2 separate regions of the Mus musculus genome follow, and region 2 is linked to region 1. The links are chromatin loops, found by intact Hi-C in ENCODE. Cell type or tissue: left cerebral cortex. All regions are shown on one strand.

Region 1 (2,500 bases):
GGGTCCAGCACATGTTTGGTTCACTCTGTATCTACCTTTTAGCCTCAGGACTCACATCTGGCTTGTCACTTATAAGGGTTCTCTGAGAAGGGCATTCTGCACTCTGTCCCCAGGCCTTGTCCTGAACCCTGGGGCCAGGAAGACAGCAATGTTTTCCTCTGTGCTCCTGGCAAGGACCCACAGGACTTACGCTGCTGCTGCTCGTGGGAGGAGGCAGGAGTCATGATTTGAACCCTTAGGTCCCGGTGAGCCCTGCTCAGTAGCTCAGTACTTAGCACACTCTTTGCTCTGTTTCCTAGTGCTGTCCACTCTCCACGACTTGTCAGGGCTCAGCCAATCTGAGCGGCTTGCTCAGAGCTGTGGTTGGGCTAAGACTATCATTTCGCTGTGGACAGTCTCCCTCTGGTTGCCTCAAGCAGGGTTACTTGATGCCCACTTCCTAAGCTGAGAACTCTGTCTGAGCTGTTCCGTGGATGCCCAGCCCTAGTTCACAGAAAAGAACTCCGTCCATCTACCCTTGCAGCTAAACTCTAGCTCCCACAGATCCCCCGGGGGTTGGGGGGTGCAGCCTGAAGACTCCAGCTTCACAGACTAAGAACCAAGGAGGATTCATAGTCGGCTCCTCGGGCTTCATGCAAATGAGCCCGCTCAGCCTGTTTTGTAACCAGAAGGCACAAAGACACTGAGGCAGGGAGCGGCAGCGCCCACACGTAGATCTGCGCGCCCGCTGCCTCCCACGGGCCCTGCGGAATTAGCTCGAGTATGGGAGGAACAGGTGACAGGGCGGGCGCCCTCTTTGAGGGGAGTCAGCTCCTCCAAAATCTCCAGGGTGTGCGGAACGGGAGGCGGGGGCGGGGGCTGCGAGACCCTATCAAATAATTGAAGTGTAATTTGTCTCCTTTTCAAAGGAGACAGAGCTGGCTCGGTCCCTGCTTCACAGTATGACTTTTCTGCCAGATGGGCGCAGGACGCCCACCTCTGCCGCCACCGTTACAGTTTCTGTCTTCCTCTGGCGACAGAACCGCTAACTCCCCCGACACCCCATGCATTCCTGAGGAGATGAAAAATGCCTCGCTCAGCCTGGGCCTGCAGAGGGCTGCCTGTGACATCCATTCTCGCCTGAGGCTGGGGAAGCAGGGAATGGTGTTTAATGAAAGGAAATGCCCTAGCCGGCAGCTTCCTGCTCTGGCTGCTTAGTGTCCCGTCTCTGCAGCGCCCTATCCCTGCAGCGCCCGCCAGTCCTAGCTGCCTCTTGCACCTGGACACGGAGGAGGACAGCTACCAGATGCATGTCCAGAGGTCTGCATTTGAGGAAGCCTCATGAACAAGGGTGTTTTCATAAGGTGGCACACAGGCCTTTCTGTCAGGGCTCAGGGGACAGAGAGATGCTCAGGGTCTCAGCATAGTCCTTTTAAGGCCGTCCTGCCAAGGGGAGACAGGCATGCTGGAGGGGGAAGGAGCCCAAGGACATCCGCAAGGAACCTTCTTGTGAACACAGGCACACATTTCAACTGGGAGTGATATTGTTAGAGCACAAGGTCGCTTAGAAACGATTTCACCACATTACATCCTGCCCGGAGGAGGAGGCTCTCTCTGCTCGCCCTCATCCCTGCCCATGTGGAACATCCTAAGATGTTCCTCCTCATTTTCTGCCTTGTTTGAGGCAAGGTCTCCTCCTAACACATGCTACTGTACCAGGCTTTGTGTAGGTCCTAGAGATCTGAATTCTGATTTTCATGCCTGTGTGACAAACATCTAATTCATGGAGGCATCTTCCCGGCCATGTTTGTTTGTTTGTTTGTTTGTTTGTTTTTGTCGTCTAAACTTGCCTGAAAGGGCTGGTGGCATGTCTTTATAAAGGAAAGGGGTTTGGCAGAACCCTCCATAATTTCTTGGTAGCTCATGGCTGTCACCGACTCTTTTGTATTAAACATCTTGGCAATGTGCCAGCTAAGCAGGTCATCCCATATACATATTATGGGATATGGATGCCACCTGTGTCCCAGCACAGAGCTCGCCTCAGATGACAGACACCTGCCAGGCCTTCTTCGCTTCCTTTCCTGTTCTAGTTTGTTATATATTATTATGATAAACACCATGACCAAAAGCAGCTTGGGGAGAAAAGGGTTTATTTCATCTTACAGCCCACCACGAAGGGAAGGCAGGGCGGGAACCTGGAAGCAGGTACCTGGAGACAGGAGCTGAAGCAGAGGCCATGAAGAAATGTTGCTTAACTTACAGGCTCCTTCCTTGTGACCCACTCAGCCTGCTTTTTAAGTTATTTCTTTTTTGTTGTTGTTGTTGTTTTTGTTTTTCAAGACAGGGTTTCTCTGTATAGCCCTGGCTGTCCTGGAACTCATTCTGTAGACCAGGCTAGCCTTGAACTCAGAAATCCACCTGCCTCTGCCTCCCGAGTGCTGGGATTAAAGGCGTGTGCCACCACCGCCCGGCCAGCCTGCTTTTTAAATTCAACTCAGGACCGCTTGCCATGAGTAGCACC
Region 2 (2,500 bases), 77 kb after region 1:
TGAAGCATCGCTGGATCCCTGTCCCCTTCCCGAGGGCCTGGCCAAGCACATGTGAGACAGGGATCGCATCCCATCCATAGAAGCACATGGCCACTGCTGCACTGACCCAGCAGGGAAGGTCAACTGTGAAGGTTCCTGAGCCTATCGGCCAGGTGGGTGAAGGCAGTGCCTTCATCTTATGGGTCAGTTTGATGCTACAGTGGTGCTCTGTTCAAGTGTGGTCAGTGGACAGGATATGCCACTAGCCAGCCTGCAGATAGTAGAAATGATCCAAAATCTAGCTCTTCCTGGTTAAAGACTGGCCTAGTCATGTAACAGTGTGCTTGAAGAGAGTGCCTGTCCAGGCCCCCGTATCAAGGAAGGGGCAACTGACTCCTAGACCAGAGCTGGCATGACTGGCCTTGGGACAGAGCCAGACCCAACTGACCTGGGCTGGGAGGGAAGGGGTAGTGGGAAGAAGGCCCTCAGCACAGGGTGGGGTGCTCGCTCCTCAATGCGCCACCCACACAGTACCTTGCCTCATTTGTGATGACTGTCCATGTGGGTATCTGTACCTGTGATTTTGGTGACACAAGTCACAGGCAGCAGTGCAGGATGGAGAGGGAAGCCCTGGTCGGCTTCAGGCAAAACATGTCAGGGGCAAGTCCTCCATCTCAGCCCTGCAGGGACATGGGCAGGCAGAGAGGGTACAGCTGTGCTTGTGGGGCAGGCCGATGCCAGGCCCGGCCTTGTGGAATCGATGCTTATGGATGGGTTAAACTGTGGCCCTTGAGCTCTAAGAGACCACAGTCTCAACCTAACAGCATCCAGAGACACAGGTGTCCCAGGTGCTCCACACTGTCTGTCCAGTTTGGCTATAAGCTGGGGTTCCCACAGCCATGTTCAGTCAAATGACAGGTAGACTAGAACTTGGGGACATTTCGTTGAGATTTGTTTGTTGTGAAGTATACACAATAGGCCAAAGAAAGATATGTGGTCTCTCTGGCTCCCCATCATTAAGTCCTGAAGCTTGAGTGTCTTGGTCTGAGTTGGAGTGATTCGCCATGTGGGCACGACCATAGATAGCCAGCATCAGCACCGGCCCTGGGGTCTGGTAAGCAGAACGCTCATGCCAGGTATCTCTGACCAAGCTCACCCAGGAGAGGCATCCCCAGCACGGACTTATTGTGGAAAACAGAATACTTCCCCCAGGGCCAGCCTGCCAGGAGCCGTGCGCCCAGAGTCTGGACAAAGGCCAAGTATAGACGCTCCTTGGCTATGGCTGTTGGAAGCGTAGTATTACAGCCAGCCAGCCACGTAGCACAACACATTGGAGAGCGCCAGTGGTTCCTGAGTTACAGCTGACCATGTGCTGGAGTTCACACCATGAGGATCATGCATGGCCAGCCCAGGAAACTCCCAGGGAATGGCTTCTGCTGAGCTTCTGTCACTCATACACCACGGTAAGGTTGAAAGGCCCTGAAGCTGATGATCTTCATATTCTTTCCATATCGTGATGTCCTAGCTCCAAGCCCAGCCCACTAGCAGCCACGCCACCCATGAGACTCTCTACATGGTCTTCTGCGTGATATCAGACACCAGTCCCTGGAGGGGGGACTACATACAATGTGACTTCACAGGTCTTGTATTCTGTGCCTGGAAGAGATGAGTGGGTTTCTGGGCCCTGCTGCTTACTGCAGTGCTCTCTTCAAATGTGGCTCACGCGATCACTGATGACCATTGTGCAGGCCCGGTGCTCAGCTCTGTGTTGATGTCATACAGCCTCTCCCAACATGTCCTCTGCTGGACACCATCTGCCAAGAAGCTCGGGGCTTTGTCCACAGCATGACAGTCACAGTCCACTGTGCGCAGCATCCAGAGAGTGCTGTGAGATGCCATGGCCCACAGCACTTGCTGATGGAGACAAATACAGATCACCCATAGCAACTGGGTACCACAGTCTGAAGTGCAGTGACCATAGTGCAGCAGGGAGTGTTTCATGTTTGTGTGTTTGCCTCTGACCAGTGAATGATTCCAAACCCTCAACAGCAGATGCTGCCATCCCTCACATTCAGACCTTGACACCTCCTGTTGTCGGGTATATCACTCGTAGAGAAAGCTTCATTCTATAACAAAGTACTATCAAGGATGGCTGCCTTTTGTTTCCCTGAGCGTTAGATGTTTGGTAGCCTAAGAGCCAAACTGCCCACAGAGGGCTGTACCCGCCTCTCTCCCTCTCTCTATCCCTTACACCTCTCTCCCTTTCTCTCTTTCTCTCTTCCTCTCCTGTCTTCTCGTTCTCCTTCTCCCCTTTTATCTGTCTCTCCCTCTCTCTGTCTCTGCCTTCCTTCCCCTTGCCCCCCCCCATTCTCTAATTTTTCCCCCACCCCCCATCACCCTGCCCGCCCTTTCAGCGCCTTGCTCAGGGCAACATGAATGAGGTAATAGGAGTTTGCACTGTTGCTTTGCCGAGCTGACCTTTAATCCAAGGAAATAAATCACTTTCAGCTCCTATTATTGG

What was found. Peaks named below come from ENCODE experiments on the same cell type or tissue, not always from the same donor. Only the 100,000 strongest peaks of a DNase experiment are listed, where the experiment ranks them.
Region 2: a loop joins it to region 1, with 7 times the contacts of the local background. A loop is called at or near these places in 4 of 42 quality-filtered maps.

The regions. Positions count from the first base shown.
Region 1 is chr17:25,555,692-25,558,191 of GRCm38, forward strand. No RefSeq gene overlaps it. Among named protein-coding and RNA genes, the nearest start is that of Sox8, 14 kb to the right of the region's middle. In left cerebral cortex, a CTCF peak has its summit at 1,070 (motif pointing right); DNase peaks (open chromatin) are centred at 710, 987 and 1,960; H3K4me3 peaks cover 390 bases; H3K27ac peaks cover 2,352 bases.
Region 2 is chr17:25,633,013-25,635,512 of GRCm38, forward strand. All of the region lies in intron 5 of Lmf1 (lipase maturation factor 1), which reads left to right. Among named protein-coding and RNA genes, the nearest start is that of Lmf1, 55 kb to the left of the region's middle. In left cerebral cortex, no CTCF peak of the experiment used is centred here; DNase peaks (open chromatin) are centred at 1,292 and 1,787; H3K27ac peaks cover 781 bases.